3 separate regions of the Homo sapiens genome follow, and regions 1 and 3 are each linked to region 2. A link is a contact called in ENCODE Hi-C or POLR2A ChIA-PET data. All regions are on one chromosome and are shown on one strand. The core of a region is the stretch at or near the end of the contact, and the rest is flanking DNA. Distances in the headings are between cores, read along the strand shown. Region 1 holds the start of ARRB1 (arrestin beta 1). Region 2 overlaps GDPD5 (glycerophosphodiester phosphodiesterase domain containing 5). Region 3 holds the start of RPS3 (ribosomal protein S3).

The links. A loop is a pair of places that touch in the nucleus more often than their neighbours do. ChIA-PET counts read pairs that join two places held with the same protein, here RNA polymerase II (POLR2A). Pooled maps may share reads with other maps.
Region 1: a loop to region 2 is called in a pooled map, with 2.3 times the contacts of the local background. The contact joins the promoter of ARRB1 here to the enhancer-like site in region 2. A Hi-C loop is called at or near these places in 2 of 50 pooled maps.
Region 3: a loop to region 2 is called in a pooled map, with 2.9 times the contacts of the local background. The contact joins the promoter of RPS3 here to the enhancer-like site in region 2. A Hi-C loop is called at or near these places in 3 of 50 pooled maps. POLR2A ChIA-PET finds 5 or more read pairs at or near these places in 7 of 52 experiments (H1, K562, activated CD4-positive, alpha-beta T cell and 3 more).

The regions. Positions count from the first base shown.
Region 1 is chr11:75,349,677-75,353,478 of GRCh38, reverse strand. ARRB1 (arrestin beta 1) reads left to right here and starts at 1,818. Exons shown (of 16, transcript NM_004041.5): 1 at 1,818-1,891. The coding sequence starts at 1,872. RefSeq lists enhancers at 610-1,565, 2,628-2,677 and a silencer at 1,798-2,077.
Region 2 is chr11:75,473,323-75,477,275 of GRCh38, reverse strand. The region is part of intron 3 of GDPD5 (glycerophosphodiester phosphodiesterase domain containing 5); the gene reads left to right. Among named protein-coding and RNA genes, the nearest start is that of KLHL35, 42 kb to the right of the region's middle. Within about 2 kb of position 1,620, at least 24 of the 41 ENCODE cell types and tissues checked have a DNase peak (open chromatin) inside an H3K27ac peak, as active enhancers do.
Region 3 is chr11:75,398,113-75,401,497 of GRCh38, reverse strand. It overlaps RPS3 (ribosomal protein S3), which reads right to left and starts at 1,980. Exons shown (of 7, transcript NM_001005.5): 1 at 1,921-1,980; 2 at 674-804. The coding sequence starts at 1,950. It overlaps SNORD15A (small nucleolar RNA, C/D box 15A), which reads right to left and starts at 1,107; the gene lies at 960-1,107. RefSeq lists enhancers at 554-1,417, 1,644-2,003.

The sequences.
Region 1 (3,802 bases), core at 569-3,068, 120 kb after region 2:
TGAACCCAGGAGGCAGAGGTTGCAGTGAGCCAAGATCATTCCATTGTACTCCAGCCTGGGTGGCAGAGCAAGACTTCGTCTCAAAAATAAATAAAATAAATAAATATATTTAGATGTTTTGGGCATCAGCATGGAGAGATCCATTGGAGATCTTATGGTTTGGTCAAACCTGTTTTACAGGTGGGGAAACTGATGTGGAGAGTGGCAGGACCTGGCTTCACCATCCTGGTTAGGGATCTCCTGTCATCAAAGAAGATTCTAGTCTGCTCCTTTCCAGATCTCTGAGCCCTGCAGAAACAACAGGTGGCTTCCTCTTCTTCCTCTGTAGAGGGTGAAACCCAGAGGCCAAGACTGGGAGGAGGGTTCTGGGCTTTCATCCATACTCTCTAGCTCCTAACATTGCCCAGAGGTGGGCCACCCTGCCTACCCATCAGCCTCCCCCTGCCCCTCTGCCAAATCTGGACATAATTATAGTAATTATACTGCATATAAACAGTATAGGTAACTGCTTCTGAGCATAATTACAGGAGATGTTTACATACTCACAACAGCATCAGAGTAAATGATAGCTTACTTTCCCCTTAATACTTAGATATCAGGGACCTATCCGGGATAATTAGCCAAATCTCAGTAGTGAGGGTGTGGTAAAGACCTTACCGTTTCCCACTACCTGCAAAGCAGGAAGGCACCTCAGACAAAGCAGGGTCCCAGCCAAGATTTCACAGGACATCAAGAAGCCTGCAGAGAAGTGGGCTAACATCTACTGGGCACCTACTGTATGCAGGCGCTCAGGGGAGGCCAGCAAACACAAGCGAGTTCTTTCAACCTATTAACAATTCTGCAGGCTGATATTAGTGTATCCTCACTTTACAGGTCCGGACATGGGTTCTCAGAAGCTTAGTGCACAGGGTCACCCACAGCGAGCCATGGAGCTGGGCATGGGCGCTTTCCACGGTGCTACCCGGTCACAGCAGCGGGCCAGCTCTGCCCTCTTCCTTTATCGCCTCTTCTCACTTCTCACAGCTTCCTCTTCCTGGGCGGCCTCCTGCAGCCCCTGCTGGCCGCGGGTCTCCGCTCAGTTCCCCAGTGTCAAGGCCGTCTACTGCCCCCTCCGCCCCTTCTTCCTGTCCCTGTTGTGTGGCTGGGTGTTATCTCTCCAGTAGAAGGGGGTGGGGTGGGTGGAATGGGGAAGGGTGGAGCACAGGGCGAAGGCCTTGCCAGGCATCCCGGGGTCTCCAGCTAAGCGAGGGGCCGCAGGGAGCGCGGCCTCGGGGTCGCCAGACCCTCGGCTTCCAACCACCCGCACACACAAAGGCTGCCCCGGCATGCGCGGGAGAGCGCGCTCGCACCCACGGCCGTGCGCACACACGCACAACTGCACAAAGACGTGCACACTCCTCCATCCACACCAATACACTCCCTAATAGGGCCCGCACACAGCCGTGCGCCCTCACATACACCACACCACCACCACCACCACCACACACACACACACACACTCTCACACGGACTCGCACGCGGGTGGACCCCCTCCCCCACCACAAACGCCGACCTTGGGGCCCTGACGCGTCCCGCCGCGCTGCCCTGCCTCGCTGGGCGGCGCGCGCACACGCAGACGCGCACACACACACACATACACACACGCACACACCCCGCGCGGTTCCACGCCCCTGGCCGCGGCCCGGGCGCTGCGCTGCTCGACGCGGCGGGCGGCGGGCGGGGACCGGGGGCGGGGGCGGCGGCGGCGGCCGGGAGAGCGGAGGAGGCGGAGCAGGGAGCCGGGAGCGGGCTGGCCCGCGCTCCTCCTGCTGGCTGGGGATTTTCCAGCCTGGGCGCTGACGCCGCGGACCTCCCTGCGACCGTCGCGGACCATGGGCGACAAAGGGACCCGGTGAGTGCAGGGCGGCCGCCCGGCGGGGGGCGCGTGGGGGCGACCTCGGCGAGGACACGGGCGGGGGCTCCGATTGCGTCCTGGTTCTGCGTTCGCGGCCACCGCGGGATCTAGTACCAGCTCTCCTCCACCCGAGGTCTCCTGTGTGGTCTCCCCGGCAGGGCCGTGGGCGGGGGGACCCAAAGGGCGAGGGCCGGGCCGCCCCATGTGGGCCGCAGCTCCTGGCCCGGACACACAGCTCGCTGACACCCAGCATTGGCCGGCAGCCGCAGAGACGCACGGGGGCAGGTTGACACACAATACACGCACGGGCACACTAACCCGTGGCACAGGCATGCTGGCGCACACACTGGCAACCGCTAGCACACGCTCATCACACGCAGTGGCACGCCGTCATACACGCCTCGGTCAACACATTCTTGCTGACAGCCTTGTTGGCATGCACAGCTCACAATCCAACACACACCAATTCTAGCACACCCTCGTGCTGGCACACACGTGTGGGCATACACTGATACGCACACTGTCACCTGCACTCGCTGTAGCAAACACTCTTGCTGGCACACACATCACCCTCACTGGCACACACACTTGTGCTGGCATGTCTCACCAACACAGCGGAGCGCAAGGCCACACCAACACTGACCCCCACAGACACAATCAGACTGATGCCCTCAAAGACTGGCACCCCACAGGCACGAGCTGCTAGCCCAAGGCCCGCTGACACACACGCTTCAGGCCCCACATGGCCAGAAGTGGAAACACACACATCACACAGGGTAGAGCGCCCCCCGCCACCCCCAGCCTGGGGAAAACAGATCGCATTTCATCCAAATAGATCCCATCCATCTACTCTGTTCCCTTTCCCTCTGACCTCCTGAGGAGTGGCTGGCCAGGGGCTGTTTTGAACCTAGGGCTGGGAGAACCCCTCCCGTTCTCCTAGAACCTGTCCTGAAATACTCAGAAACAGTCTCTGCCTCTGAAAGGGGAAACTGGGACAAAAGGAGGAGGGGGCTGGAGCAGGACAGCCCCTGGGGGCAGCCCTTCAGACAGGACCAGCGCTGGTCAGGGGCTCAGCGTTGCCACCCTATTTTCCCCGTTGCCCTCCCCACCCCCTAAGTGGGCACAGCAGCCTCTCCCTGGGCTCCCCCTCTTTCTCATTGTTTTCTGTCTTTCTCTTCTATTCTTGTGTCCGACTTCTGCCTCCTTCCTTTCCTCCCCTCCCCTCTCCTCGTTTCCATTTATTATTAAGCTCTTGCTGTATACTAGGCGTAGTGTGGGGGATCAAAGATGCGCAAGGCCCACTCCTCCCCTGAAGGAGCTAACAGACTAGAGAGACACCACCCCGGTGGGCACCACCTTTCAGGGCCACTGACAAAGCTATTTCTCACCCACTGCCATCTAAGACTCTCTCTCCACAGTGTGAGAAAGGGCTTGCAGAGATTATTTCCATTTTCTAGAGGAGGAAACAGGCTCAGAGGCAACTCAGGCTCTTAATGTTTAGAAACTACTTTCCAGCCATCCTCCTGACAGCTCTTCCAGGAGGTTAATTTTCCTCTTCCTGTTTTCTAGCAGAGGAACCAGAGGGCTAGAGGCCATGTGATTTGCCTAAGGTCAAAAGGGGCCAGAGGCAGGGCGGAGGCTGGAGTCCACTTGGTCATGTCTCTGTGGATGGCCCTAGGGCACTGCCAGGCCCCTCATGGGCCAGGGAGGGGAGCCCTGCTCTGTGCTGGAGGCCCAGGCTTTGGGGGGGACGGCAGAAGATCATGCTGTGTCTGCATGAACCTTGATGGCTAGTCCCCATTGCAGCTGGCTGGCCAGCACTGTGACCTAGGCCTCTGTCCTCAGTAGGAAGGTATGTGACTCCTTCCCCAGCCACATCCATCTGCCCTGAAATTAAGACCCTCTTGA
Region 2 (3,953 bases), core at 371-2,870:
TGGAGGAGAGGGTGAGGAGATGGGCCTGGCCATCCTGGAGCCTGGGAGCTGGCAGGGCCACGGTCTGGCACCGGGGCTCAGTCACCTGAGCCACAGGCTTGCCAGAGCTGGCAGCAGGTGCACAGCCGGATAAAGAAAGCCTCCTTCAGTGCTGGGCTTCCCAGGCCAGACCTAAGCTGCACTCCTGTCCCTGGGGCGCTGTCAGCCAGTGGATCTAGTTTCTTCTCTGAAGGAACCCAATTCCTGTGTGGTGTTTATCTAAAAGCTTTACTGTCTGGAGAACAACTTTCCTCCTCCTTCCTGCTTGTCTGAACAAAGAAGCCAGCCTCTAAATTCAGCCAGCCCCAGAAGAGGCTGGAGTGGCCAGGGGGTGGCAGGGTGTGGGCCGGGGTGGGGGATGGGGAGCGGTGGCTGCCGCTGATGTCAGAGGCCCAGTAGGCCTGGCTGTCTGTCTGGGGAGGTCGGGGAAGCTTATCCACCTGTCTGCCCTCCTCTGCCTGTGCTGATGACGGATAGAGCCCTAGACTGAGGAGCCTGGGTTCGTCACCTCCAAATAGTGAAAAGCAGGAACTGCCAGGGTGGGCACCAGGCCTGATTCATTGCCATCTCCCCACTCCCGGCCACAGAGGAGCCAAGTGGCCAAACTGAGGCAAAGGAGAGGGAAGGGCCTGCCCAAGGCCACAGGGCAGGCCCCTGGCAACGCCAATACTAGAGCCCCGGTCTCTCCACTCCAGGCCCCTGCTGGGAAGCCCTCTGAGATACCATATGTCACAGCTTTCCCTCTTATGTGGAGGGGTACAGACCGTGGGCTCTGGAGTCAGATGGATTCAGGTTTTGGTGGTGCATCCTCTACTTGAATCTAGTTGCCTGTGAGCTCCCTCAACGGTGAACTGGAGGGGAGACACACCCCTCTCAAGTTGCCGCTGGGCCATGACATGTGATGAGGGCTGTAACGTGACTGGCACAGTGCCAGCTATGACTAGCCATTGAGACAGGTCCTTCCAGATGCCCAAGCCTCAGCCTCTCCATCTCTGAAATGGGAGATAGGTTGTGATCTTGGCTTCAGAATCCCGTGACCACTCTACCGTGCTCCACACTTTGTTCTGGATCTGGACCTGGGCAATGGAGGTCCAGCAGCCACTGGTGTGAATGGGGTGGGGAGACAGCTGAGGCTAAGGTGAGAAGAAGGATGGCTGAGCTCCCAGGCAGGAAGCCCCTTGGCCATCAGGGCAGATGCTGGGGAAGGCGTATCTCCCAGAAGTCTCATCTCCTTGGTGGGCCCAAGGCCAGCCAGTCATAGGCATGGAGTCAGGAAGTGATGATCTTGGCTGCAGCCAGCACAGGGCCCAGAGTGGAGGAAGTGGGCTGAGGCTGGTTTTGAGCTGACTGAGAACCAGAACAGAATGTGCCCTGCAAGGCTAGGGTCTGGGTCACCAATCTGAGGCAGGGGTCTGGGGCCAAGGCTGGAGGGGCAGCAGGGGGCCATGAGCTAGGCTAGGAGAGGGTATAGGGCTTTACAGCAGCTCTGGGTGGCAGCGCCTCTGCAGAAAGGGCTGAGCTCACCTCAGGTGACCCCAAACTCACAGCTGAAGATGAGCATCCTCTGCTCCCCCGCCCCTTTCTCCCTGCAGTCGCTCACTTCGCTCCGCCCCCTGTCTCCTCCTACTTCCTGGTTCCCAGCCTCTGCCCCTCATCCTTTCTCTCTCTCCCCATTTCTCTTTTCTCTCTCTATTCCTTCCTGAGGCAGCTGGGTGAGGGCAGCGGTGGGGCTGGACTCTCACAACGAAGGAATAGCGACCTAGTGTCTCAAAGACAGGGCTGGTGCAGGGTAGGGGCTCCAGAAATTTCGCTGAACAAATAGAGGTCTTGCGTAAGCTCTGCGGGGGCTGGTAGGGAGAGGAGAGCTGCCTGAGTTGAGGGGTGGTGGAGACGGCTCTTCCAGTGAGCCTGGTTTGTCTCCTTATTCTCACCACCCCCGCCCCAGGGGGGATTCTCCCCCTGTATCTCCCAACTCAGAGAAGCCTGGGTTCAACTCCTGTGAAACCCGATCTCCCTGAGTCTCATCTGTGAAATGGGCTGAAAGGTGGGAGAGTCACGAGGCATTTTATTCTCATTCTCAGGCTGGAAAATGAAGTATGAAAGTAATAGTATCTGTTAACATTTATTGAGTACCTACTGTATGCAGGGAGCAAACAGTTTACATGCATTGCCCTAGTCATTGTTGTAACATCTCCATGGGCCATGTTTAATTGTGTGCCCATTTTACAGATGGAGAAATCAGTCACACAGGCTGATGATAGATTTGCAGCCTAAACTGCTGGAGACTAGGGAAGATAGCGTGTGTTGAAGATGTGGGTTTAAGTGAGAGTTTGCTGGAAGAAGAAAGGCAAGGGGACTTGGGAAGTTGCCTGATGGAGGAGAAAGAGCACTGGACCAGGAGCATTTGGGACAAGATGGGGAGTGGCCTTGAATGCCAGGCTTGGAATCCTCAGTGTTTCCCTGGTTATGATCCAGCCCTGGGCCCTGAAGTGGATCCTGGGAGTGGAGAGGGTGCGTGGAGAGAGCCTGGGAAGGGCCCCTTCCTCTCCATCCACGCTGGTCTCCCTCCTTCCTGCCCCCCAGCCTGACACATTCCCACCTCTTCCAAGCCTTTGCCCCCCAGTCCCCCAGGATACACGCTTAACAAATAAAGAAGCAGGAAACCAAGGACCAGAGAGGTGAAATGGCCTCTTCTCTTGCCCCCAGTTCTGAGGAGTGGAGGAGCCTGGCAGCAGGAGGCCAGGCTCACTCAACAGCCAGGAAGGGGAAGTAGAGCTTTTTATAACTGGGGATAATTAATTGGTTGTTGTCTGTGACTCATTACTCTAATACTGCCAATTAAGGACTTGGTAGGACAGAAGACTGTTCTCAGGCCATCCCCACAGGGTCCCCTGAAGACTGTGTCTGCAAAAGGCAGTGTCAAAACCAGCTTCTCTATAGAGAGGGATATAGGTCAGATGCCTGGAGGAACTTCCCAGCCAGAGACATTGAAAGAGACAGACTACCATAGCCGATTCTTGCACTTCTGTAGTACATTTACCTTTTGAAGGCTGCTATAATCTTAATTGATTTCCTCCAGGAAGAGCAAGGGAGTTATTCAGGCCAAGGGGCTGAGGGCACAGCCTGCACTGACCCCACTCACACCCCCAGGCCTGTGCCTTCTCATCTGTTCCACACCAAACAGTCTTGTCTGGGGTGCCCTGATTACTTATTCAATCAACAAACCTGTCCTGCTACCTGCTCTGGGGTCATAAGTATATCAGACCTGGTTTTCCCCTCCCTTGAAGGGCCGGCCCCCAGGCTTGTGGGGGAACAGACAAGATCAGACACACCTGGACCACCCAGGTCGATCATTTTGGAGGCCTGGGGAAACCCTGGGGGCAGGGAAGGCTTGCCCGAGCTGGCCTCTGGGAGTATCGGCCCCATCTCCACAGACCAGGGAAGTGTTCAGGGTAGGGGGAACTGTGTGCACAAGAGAGTGTCTTGTGTTCAGGAACTGAAAGGAATTCAGTCCACCGGCTCAGGTGCAGGGACGGGGAAGGGTGCTGCTCAGTGGGCCTGAGCCTGAAGCTGTATTAAGGAGTCTAGGCTTCATCCTGGGCAGCGGGGGCCTGAGCCAGGCTCGGGCTGTGTGAGGAACACTGTGGTCAAATTGTGGAGGATGCTGAGGGCCCTCAGGTGGAGGTGGGAGGGCCAGTGAGGCCTCAGGTGTCTATGTGGGGAGTGAGGAGGTATACACAGGGATGCAGGCTGGGGAGGCATTCCAGAGACACCTAGAAGGTATCAACGGACTGGCTGTGGACTGAGGTGCAGAGGAAGGAGTGTCTGACAGTGAATCCCATCCTCCCATCCTCCCATGATGCCCAGCGTGGGTGGATGGAGGCCCATCCTGGAGATGGGAACACATGCTGTGC
Region 3 (3,385 bases), core at 731-3,230, 76 kb after region 2:
TTTTTTTTGAGACAGGGTCTCACTCTGTCACCCAGGCTGGATCACACCAATGGCTCACTGCAGCCTGAACCTCTTGAGCTCAAGCCATCGCCTGCTTCAGCCTCTGGAATAGGTGGGACCACATGCATGCACCACCACACCCTTTTTTATTTTTTGTAGAGCGGGGGTTTCCCCATGTTGCCCCGGCTGATCTTGAATTCCTGAGCTTAAGTGATCCTACGCCTGGCCTTAAAATCTAGCTTTTAAGAAGCAATTACATTCACTAAGCCCAGATTCACTGTTCCGTCTGTCCCCTTAAGTTCATAAAGGATAAACCTGCCGGGCGCGGTGGCTCACGCCTGTAATCCCAGCACTTTGGGAGGCTGAGGCAGGCGGATCACGAGGTCAGGAGATCCAGACCGTCCTGGCTAACACGGTGAAACCCCAACTCTACTAAAAACACAAAAAATTAGCAAGGTATGGTGGCGGGCGCCTATAGTCCCAGCTACTCGGGAGGCTGACGCAGGAGAATGGCGTGAACCCGGGAGGCGGAGCTTGCAGTGAGCCGAGATCGCGCCACTGCACTCCAGCTTTGGGGACAGAGCAAGACTCCGTCTCAAAAAAATAAATAAATAAATAAACCAACTTAGCATTTATAACAATTATAGGTGATGGCCAGTCAAATGAGTTTTACCTGGTGGCTAAGATAATGATTTCTGTCCTGGTTGGTGTAACTCGCACCTCAACTCCAGAGTAGCCATCTTCAGCCAGCTCCCGAGTAAGAAACTCATTCAGTTCAGCTTTGAAGATGCCATCAGCGACAAACTAATCCAAACAAAGCAAAGTTCAAAATTAGGAGATCGGTGTAGGCTCACTTTCGCCTGAGCCAGTCTAGTCTTATTAGTCAATGCATCCCTCACCAAAACTAAATACCTCCAACCAATGGTTCCAAACCCTTGTTCCAACAGGAGTGCAGCAACCCTTCTCAGACAAATGCCTCTAAGTCATCTTTAGGAAATTACTTCAACCAGGGCTCTTTAAACTGTGCCACAGAACGCAGCACAGAGTAGGCCACCTGGGCAAAGAGAACATCCCCAAGTCAGACTCGTCATCATCTCTTCATCGAAGGGTTTAAAACAGTTCCACATGCAAAACAAGAAACTGCTCTAATGGCCTATTTACACTTCATTCAGCACAGCAAAGACACTGTACTTGTCACTGTTAAGGAATAGATAGTAGACTTAACATATAAGCTCTCTCACTTGTAGACACAACCTGCACCGTCTAAAGAATCCCAGCCATGTTATTTGGCTTTACGGTACCAACAGAGCTGGCAAATCCTAACTCTCGAGAAGTTGTGGATTTAATTTTGACATCGAAGTGTATATACGAAATGACAAACTGTCTATTTTTAAAGCTAATGATTTTTACACAGTTCTATCCCATGTAATGACAAGGCGTTAAATCCGAGGCAGCTTCCTCCCGGGGTCCCCAGACGGAGCAAGCAACCGTCAGCAACCCTTCAAGTTGAGGTCCTGGGGCCAGCGGACTGTACCCAGAAACGACCAGTTAAGGCAAGAATACACTGCTGCCTTCTCTTCCCAAAACCACGGGATAAGACATGAGGGAAATGACACACGCCCTCAAAATACCACGTTTACTAATTCCGTTGACCGACAAATGCTCACAAACGCCTTCTCCGGGACAGAAGGGGCGCCTGGTGCCCATCTCTCTGCGCTTCACTTGGAACCCGGCCACACAGCGCCCTCCTGGCTGGGGCCTCTCACTCAATCCACCGCCATCCGCGGCCCGCAGGAACGCCAGGAAGCCTAGGCCGCTTCCAGGGCAGGCCACGGAGCTGCAGGCCTCGCGGTGGCACCCCGAGAAGCCCTCGACCCGCGCGGCGCCGTCGTTCTCCGAACCCAGTCCCCAGAGGCTCACCTTCCTCTTCTTGGATATTTGCACTGCCATCTTGCCGCCGCGCTCCGCTGAAAGGAAAGGAAGTGGCTCGCGGGCGGAAGTGAGTATAAAGGGCGCGAGCGACGACGGAGGGCTGCGCTGCGTGCACGCCTGTGGGTGCTCATGGGAAATGTAGTTTTTACGTAAGTAAGGCGTCCAGGGAAAGAAGAATGTAGGCAGGAACAGGAAAGGGGCTTCATCCAGCAGGACTTCTAAACTTCAGGGGACCTTAGAGTTCAATTCTCATAGTTTCAAAACAAGCAATGTGAGGTGCAGAGGTGGAAATTACAGGTATAAGTTCACACAGCAAGAGAGATTAACCAGCGTGGAACTCTGGCCCCTACACTTTCAGGGTGGACACTGTAATGAAAATCTGCTGAAATCCCTCAGTGAAACTCATTTAAGACTCCTCTTTGGGAGGCCAAGGCGGGCGGATTACTTGAGGTCAGGAGTTCGAGATTAGCCTGGCGAACATGGTGAAACCCCGTCTCTACTAAAAATAGAAAAATTAGCTGGGAGTGGTGTCGGGCACCTGTAATCCCAGCTACTCGGGAGGCTGAGGTGGGAGGATTGCTTGGACCTGGGAGATGGAGGTTGCAGTGGGCCAAGATCCTACCACTGCACTCTAGCCTGGACCACAGAGTGAGACTCTGTCTCAAACAAACAAACAAACAAACAAACAAAACAACTCATGTCCCCCAGTCTGTACCCATTTCCTCCATTCCAAATGATAATAATAAAACCTGATACTTACTAAGTGTCCTAGGGACTGCGTTCTGTGTCCTTTATGTTGTTCTCATTTACCCCACCTTACTTTCATCAAGTCCATTACAATTTGTAACAGAAGTCCCAGAAGGTCCCATGGGCCCGCCCTTCCTTCCTTCCTTCCTTCCTTCCTCTCTCTTTCTCTCTCTCTTTCTCTCCTTTCTTTCTTTTCTCTCCGGTTGCCCAAGCTGGAGTGCAGTAGTACGATCTCAGCTCCCTGCAACCTCCACTTCCCAGGTTCAAGTGATTCTTCTGCCTTGGCCTCCTGAGTAGCTGGGATTACAGGTGCACACCACCACACCCAGCTAATTTTTGTATTTTTAGTAGAGATGAAGTTTCACTATGTTGGCCAGGCTGGTCTTGAACTCCTGACCTCAAGTGATCCACCTGCCTTAGCCTCCCAGAGTGCTGGGATTACAGGCATGAGCCACCGTGCCTGGCCTTCTTTTTCAATTAAAAAAAATTCTAGCCAGGTGCAGTGGCTCAGGCCTGTAATCTTAGCACTTTGGGAGGCCAAGGCAAGTGGATAGCTTGAGGCCAGAAGTTTGAGACCAGTCTGGGCAACAGAATGAGACACCCTCATCTCTATGAAAAGTGAAAAAAGAAAATTATCCAGGTGTGGTGGTGTGTGCCTGTAGTCCCAGCTACTCTGGAGGGAGATGTGAGAGGATTGCTTGAGTAC